Linked DNA regions of Homo sapiens: regions 1 and 3 are each linked to region 2. A link is a loop called in an ENCODE intact Hi-C map of the cell type or tissue named here. Cell type or tissue: B cell. All regions are shown on one strand.

Evidence for each region. Hi-C counts contacts between places; a loop is a spot of excess contacts. Peaks named below come from ENCODE experiments on the same cell type or tissue, not always from the same donor. Only the 100,000 strongest peaks of a DNase experiment are listed, where the experiment ranks them.
Region 1: it touches region 2 in a loop (7-fold over the local background); 2 of 110 quality-filtered maps call a loop at or near these places.
Region 3: a loop joins it to region 2, with 15 times the contacts of the local background. A loop is called at or near these places in 88 of 110 quality-filtered maps.

Annotation. Positions count from the first base shown.
Region 1 is chr14:90,984,512-90,987,011 of GRCh38, reverse strand. The region is part of intron 2 of RPS6KA5 (ribosomal protein S6 kinase A5); the gene reads left to right. Among named protein-coding and RNA genes, the nearest start is that of RPS6KA5, 75 kb to the left of the region's middle. RefSeq lists an enhancer at 964-1,013. In B cell, a CTCF peak has its summit at 1,229; DNase peaks (open chromatin) are centred at 391 and 981; H3K27ac peaks cover 345 bases.
Region 2 is chr14:90,901,800-90,904,299 of GRCh38, reverse strand. RPS6KA5 (ribosomal protein S6 kinase A5) reads left to right here. Exons shown (of 17, transcript NM_004755.4): 9 at 1,331-1,492. Among named protein-coding and RNA genes, the nearest start is that of LINC02321, 75 kb to the right of the region's middle. In B cell, CTCF peaks have their summits at 912 and 1,114 (motif pointing left); a DNase peak (open chromatin) is centred at 1,079.
Region 3 is chr14:91,285,159-91,287,658 of GRCh38, reverse strand. All of the region lies in intron 25 of CCDC88C (coiled-coil domain containing 88C), which reads left to right. Among named protein-coding and RNA genes, the nearest start is that of GPR68, 42 kb to the right of the region's middle. In B cell, CTCF peaks have their summits at 798 and 998 (motif pointing right); DNase peaks (open chromatin) are centred at 1,028 and 2,320; H3K27ac peaks cover 815 bases.

The DNA.
Region 1 (2,500 bases), 83 kb before region 2:
TATTTATTATTGATACTATGTTAGGTCATGTTAGCTAGAAGCAGATCCCGGGACATGGATTTGGATTTATGTGATTTACTGCAGGAGCACTCTCAGGAGAACAAGAGTGAGGGAAGGAGGGTGGTCAGGAGACTAGCCTAAACAGGCATGTGGTCTAAGCAGTGGTCTGGATTCAGCCTGGACTCATGGGAAGTTTTGGAGCAAGAGCAAAGAGGCAGGCCTTTCATACCTGTGTTAGTCATTGGCTGCAGGCTGCTTGAGTGAGGGTGGAGTAGAGAATGATGGCATGTAACCTTCCAGGTGTGGTGGCCCCTGTCTACCTGAGGCCTTTCTCCAGCAGCCAACACTCACAGCAGCTGGAGAATAGATGCACCGGCCTGTAAAGGGGACCTGGCAGAACACCATCAGCACCCACTACAGGTGGTCATTAACTCCAGCAGTTAAGACATCACTATTTAGTTAGGCAAACAGCTTGTCTTTTGAGATATAAATAGAGAATTATTTATGAATATGCATCTTAGTCTTCTTTTGATTCTTATTTTAACGTATTTTTTTTTTTTAGTAAGATGCTCTGGTAATCATGTTTACCAGATTGAAATAAGCACACCTGGAGGCATAGCTAGTGTGGTGGATGACCAAGTCACCATTTCACAAGATTCCAGTAATCTGGAAAGATTAATTTTAGGAGTGATTAATATGATTCTTCAGTTAGTAGAAATTCTCTCGTATGACACAGTTGGTATGTGTAGGTAATTTTAAAAAGTTGGTTCAAGTGTGAATCATTTAAAAATCATTATATATTTTTTGAACATTTTTTACTTAAAATGTATAAGAGTACTTCACTTGTGAATCTTTGGATGTAAGCACAGGACTCTGAATGTAGGTTAATAAACAGTTTATTTTGCATAAACCACGGTTGAATCCATCATCTAAAAATAACAGTTTCAGGTTCTTTAGAGTGAGAACTAGCCAGATTTTAAGTAGTCTGAATACTCCCCCTAGCCTTTTATAGTTGTTTCACTCACACCTAATTTTTCAGCAGTTCCTTTCTTTAAAGTGTTTTGCTTTTATCTAGTCCTTTCAAAGCATTCATCCTCATTTTTCTCTTTGGCATGCACATTTCAGTGGTTCATGTAATATTTAATGAATTTACATAATAAGAATAACAGATACAACAAGTAGAAATAGGCAAAGCAACAAGTATCAGTGACTGGCATGGAACTGCATGGGTGCAGAAATACACATGTAAACTAGTCATAGATTGTCAGTGTGCAGTGGGTGTTTTCAGAGGGAAAGGGGAGTATAAGACTAAGTTGGTCTTAGGAGCTGGCTAAGTATAAGTCACTTAAGAGCATTTCTACTGTATTTTTTAAGTGGTAGTTCAAGTTCAATAGTTAATAAGTTTGTTATGAACCCAAAGTGCAGCATGGCTAGTAAACATTCTATTCAAGGTATAATTTTAAGCTGCATTAACAAAAGTTTGAGTGAAAGAAAACATTGCTCTCACCTTGGTTGAGCCATTCAGGTCCTAGTGAGAACAGCATGTCCAAGTTGAGCACAACAAGGAAGGACGTAAAGCAGGGGCCTCTGAACAATGGCTCTTATTCCTGGCTCGTGGTTGCCCCTTCAGAATAATGCATGTAAACGTGTACACACACAAAATTTTGCATGCATTTAATTATGTTACATTTTAAATTGATTGTTTTTACAAATTAAAAATATTTTCTAACAAATTAACCTCATACCATTTTAATGTAAAAATTAAAGGCGGCCGGGCGCAGTGGCTCACACCTGTAATCCCAGCACTTTGGGAGGCCGAGGTGGGCAGATCACCTGAGGTAGGTAGTTCGAGACCAGCCTGACTAACATGGAAAAACCCCATTTCTACTAAAAATACAAAAAATTAGATGGGCGTGGTGGCGCATGCGTTGTAATCCCAGCTACTTGGGAAGCTGAGGTAGGAGAATTGCTTGAACCCAGAAGGTGGAGGTTGTGGTGAGCCAAGATCGTGCCATTGCACTCCAGCCTGGGCAACAGGAGCAAAACTCCGTCTCAAAAAAAAAAAAAGATTAAAGGCTACTTATGAACATGTTTAATAAATTCAAATTTTGCAAATAAAATGAAAGATAAGTTTATGCTCAAGAAGACTGCTTTGGCTTGGCTTAAAAAATAAGTTGGAATTGTGCAGTGGTTTCTGACATGGCAGCATGGATGTCTTCTTGTTTTAAAACTGTCAGTCATTTTTAACTTTTCTTTATTATAGCCATAAGTGCTTAAAACCTGGTTCACAATAATTGTGGCAAATGGAATAAGAGCCACACATTTGGAAAAGCAAGCTGAAAAGAAACCTACTCCAAGGAACCAGAAATTTTTCTATGACACTTCCTTTGGTTCAGTATATATTATTTCTTATCGTCAAGCCACTGAAATCATTATCAGCAAAGATTGTCAACGTTTTGCTGTCTACATCAGGTAGAATAGAATTATAAATCCACATTTC
Region 2 (2,500 bases):
GGGCCAGGCGCAGTGGCTCACACCTGTAATTATTTTGTTTTGGGTTTTTTGTTTGTTTTCTTTTTGGCTTAACACCTTTCTGAAGCACTTCGGGAGGCCAAGGTGGGCGGATCACTAGGTCAGGAGATCGAGACCATCCTGGCTAACACAGTGAAACCCTGTCTCTGCTAAAAATACAAAAAATTAGCCGGGCATGGTGGCGGTCGCCTGTAGTCCCAGCTACTCAGGAGGCTGAGGCAGGAGAATGGCGTGAACTCAGGAGGTGGAGCTTGTAGTAGTGAGCCGAGATCGCGCCACTGCCCTCCAGCCTGGGCGACAGAGCGAGACTCCGTCTCAAAAAAAAAAAAAAATTTATGGTAGTTGATTAAACTTACTAAATTTTATCAACCAAGAAGTGCACATTTTCATATTTTACTGTCACTGAAATCAGTATGCATGTTACAGTGGCCATCATCTTATATTCTTATGATTAATACTTTTTTCTTCTTAATGATACATAAAATAATTGTGTATCTTACTATCAGTAATGGCATCTTAGATTTGAAAAAATGTGGTAGTAGGAGACCTGTAGGATTTAATTCAGTAAGTGTTATCTGAGATTGTTTTAAATGATAGAAGGAGCACAAAGAAACAGAGCAAAGGGTTGGATTTCAGTAATATAACTCAGTAAGTGACCTAGAGGGAAAAGGGGCTTGCATTATTCTATGGGGGACATAAGAGGCAGTGTTTAAAATGCTTGAACACAGTTGAATAAGAAAAGAGTGATCACATCCATATGATGGTATCATTTGAACTTCTAGACATAAGCACATGCCTGATTTACAGTGGATTTATTTTCCAGTCTGTCTGGATGCCCAGGAGGAAAAGCAAGTGCAGGCAGAGAGCTAAGTAACACTGCCTCTAGAAAATAGGAACATTCTTTTAGAGCTAATATCCACATCTGTAGAGCCTTTGGAAACCCTTTATTTCAGTTTTTTATTTTGTTTTGGGTTTTTTGTTTTCTTTTTGGCTTAACACCTTTCTGAGGAGGCTCAGGACAAAAGTATTCTTCTGTTGTCTTTAAAGGTAAACTAGGGTGTCTTGGTGCCCCCCAGAGGACACTCTGAGATTCAACAGCGATAGTCTCATCTTTGAGGCACAGCATTGGTTGGAGCTATAAACTGCTGTGATCTTGTTTGGAGAAAATATGTTTTTTATTATTGATTTGAAATATGTTCTCTTATTTTTATCCTCTCTCCCTACCAGTCAAAATCCTAATTTATCTTTGTTATTCTTAGAAAGTACATTTTGACTATTGATTTCTACTTTGTACCAACTTTCTTTGTTTTAGAAAATAAATTGGGATGATTTAGCCGCCAAAAAAGTGCCTGCACCATTTAAGCCAGTCATTCGAGATGAATTAGATGTGAGTAACTTTGCAGAAGAGTTCACAGAAATGGATCCCACTTATTCTCCCGCAGCCCTGCCCCAGAGTTCTGAGAAGCTGTTTCAGGTAATTTCCCATCCTGTGCACATGCACATTGGCCATATGTCCTTTGAAAGAAAAGATTAAATTTCCCATATTGAAGTAGTTTTGTTGGCATCATAAAAATGGGATTCTCTAATATCCTCTAAATTATTAAATGCAGAAATATTGCACATTGTTAACCGAAGCTTATAGTTTGCTCAATAGCAGATATTGTTTATGCATTTATTTTTGATATAAGGGAAGTTTTAATTTTATACCTGAAATTTTATTTTTGTTCAGATTCTTTTATAGAAAATACAATAATCTTTTATTTTACCTCTATTCATATTTAAAAATTTTTATTTATATAGACAGGGTCTCACTCTGATGCCCAGACTGGAGTGTAGCAGTGCTGTCCTAGCTCACTGCAGCCTCAGACTCCTGGGCTCAAGTGATCCTCTCACCTTAGCCTCTGGGATAGCTGAGACCACAGGTGCAAACCAGCACACCCAGCTAATTTTTCTATTTTTTGCAGAGATAGGATCTTGCTATGTTGCCTAAGCTGGTCTTGAACTCCTGGCCTCAAGTGATCCTCCTGCCTTGGCCTCCCAAAGTGCTGGCATTACAGGCATGAGCCACCACGTCCAGCCAAAAAAATTTTTTTTTTTTAAGAAACAAGGTCTCACTCTGTCACCCAGGCTGGAGTGCAGTGGCATGATCATAGCTCACTGCAGCCTTTTTAACTGCTTGGCTCAGGGGATCCTCTTGCCTCAGCCTCCTGAATAGCTGGGACCACAGGTGCATGCCACCACACCCACCTAATTAAAAAAAAATTGTAGAAACAGGGTCTTACTTTGTTGCCTAAGCTGGTCTTGAACTCTGGCCTCAAGCGATCCTCCTGCCTTGGCCTCCCAAAGTGCTGGGATTCTAGGCATGAGCCACCGTGCCCCTCAACCCCCATATAAAAACATTCTTTAGTTCACAATGTTACCTTATTCTTTACCTTCAGTAATTAATCTTAACTGCTGTTAAAAAAAGATTTAGATTTTATAT
Region 3 (2,500 bases), 380 kb before region 2:
AAAAAAAAAAAAAAAAAAAAAAGACCTGGTGCAGTGGCTCATGCCTATAATCCCAGCACTTTGAGGGGCCAAGACAGGAGGATCACTTGAGGCCAGGAGTTTGGGACTAGCCTGGGCAACACAGGGAAACCCCCATCTACCAATATATATATTTTTATTTAGCCAGGTGTGGTGGCACGTACCTGTAGTCTCAGCTGCTCAGTCGACTTGAGCCCAGGAGGTCGTGGCTGCAGCGAGCTATGGTCATACCACTGTACTCCAGCCTGGGTGACAGAGTGACACCCCATCTCTAACAAAAATAATGTTCACGCACATTGTTCAGGGACTAACACACTGTCATTCTTTATGGGGATAAGATTAGATAGAGTCAGCACCGTAAGACAGGGTGAGAAGGAAAAAAATTAGAGGCCTCACATGCAAGTAAATGAGAAGCTTAACTTTTTTTAAGCTAGAGGGGTTCTGTTGCCTCAGGTTTTTATATTGGCTCCTGTTTAATTTTTGGACATTTGTCATCTCAACTTGTATTACTCTTTAAGTGGAATTAATTAACTATAATCAGTCTGAGTTAGGAAAACTTTCAGAGAAAAAAATGCTTGACTGGTCCAAAGTGATCCGTGAGCAAGCAGGTCTGTAAACCATGATCATGTTCACTAGCAGCCACCATGTCTTGGGTGCTCCCTCTGGGCCCAGCACCCTCTAACTACTTTATGTGCTTTATGCATCTCATTGAATCCTAACGACCCTATCAAGGCAGGTGGACGTGGCCTCCCCTGTGTAGAGGTGAGAAAGTGAGGCTCAGCAGTGTAAAACATTTGCTTTGGGTAAGTGGGACCCAAATGCAGGTCGGCCGCACTCCGGAGCCTGAGCTCTTAACTGCATGCACTTAACTGCATGGACTGCCTCCAGTTAAAGCTCTCTGGGTCCCTGAAGATGCCGAACAAGAGCCTAGCCCTGAACTGGCCACAAGGACACCAGCCTTGAATAAGTTGGTCCCTTATTCTGTGGTGTGAGCCACTGTGGCCACCAGGTGGTGCTGTGGAGGAAGAAATAATGGAAATCCTGGTATCAACTTTAATCCTACATCAGAAATTGGTTAGGTCGATTAATGTTACTATAAGACAGTTTAGGAAGTTAGCCCAATTGTCTGCTTTGTTAAGACACTAGAGGCTAAGGAGTGGAGGATTGGAGTGGAGGATGTATATAGAAGATCTAAAAGGAAATCATGATTCTTGGTGTTGAAGGGTTTTTTTTAGTATGCAAAGGAGGTATTTAAATTATTTTAAAACTCATCCTGCCGAAAGATTATTTTAGAGATACAGAATCATTAGTGAATACTTCAGGTAGAGTATTTGATTACAGCGCCCTGAAACGGATCATTGAATGTTCCCAAGGTCTTTGAGTGGGAACGGGAGGATTGTGTGAGCTGAGCTGTTAGGGACCCCATCATTAAAATGGATGAGTAAGAGAAGTTGGGCCCTAAATTAATAAGCATTAGTGTTTAATAATTTGGCACACTGAAACCGAAAAATCATCCAGACCATTGGCTCCTTGGGCAGTATGTAATTCTCCTCACACGCTGAGGAAATAAATTGTTGGCGTTCAGGTGCCTTTAAATTAATTGAGTCAGAGCACAGATGATTACTGAGCCCTGATTCTGTTCTTGAGTACTGTGTACTGTTTTCATCTTTCCTGGGCAAGACGGGATTCTGATTTCTTAAGTACATTTAGCTAATTTCGATTCATTTGTCATTATTGTTCATTTCATTTATTTGTGTTTTCTTTTTCCTTCCTCCTTTGGGTTATCCGATTGATAACAATTTAGCACCTCCGCGCAAAAAGAGTCCCTTTTTGAAAAGCAAAAACAAGGACAAAGACAAGTCTCCAACGACCCACCCAGCTCTCTCTAAACGCCTGCGGTTCTGGTCTTCCTCCGACATCCCATCCTCTCCTAACGAGCCTCTCTCTTTCTCCGACATTGGAGATTTCTAATCCCTTTCCTTTATCATGTGTCTGTATTGTGTACCCTCCTTCATTTCCGAAATTCAAACAAACAAAAAAAGCCAGCGTCTAAAAGGCCAGATGGCCGATAGCGGACCCCTCCTCCTGCCCCCAATTTCAAGCTTAAAGTAGCCAGCGTGGATTCTGATTTCAAAATAGAAGATGAGTTGTCACACTCCCTGGACCATTTCTTCAGCACAACACAGTTTTAGGGGGAGCCTCAGGATATACGTGCACATGTCCTTGGGCCAGGATGTCCGTACTAAGTAAGTCGAGTGGCCGTGCCCCCCTCCCGTCTCTTGCACCTGCGAGCTTATGTTTTGCCCGTGTGTCAAGCAGCACTGGCGGGTGGTTGCTGCACTTCCTAAAATGTACAGCCTCTGTCAAGTGAGGGTTTTTTTTAAGACTTATTTTTAAGCAGCTAAATTTAAAACTGCTGCCCTTTTCTCCTCTTCCTTTGTCAGAGCACTGAGTTGTGGGCCTTTTCCGGTAAGGCCCTTAT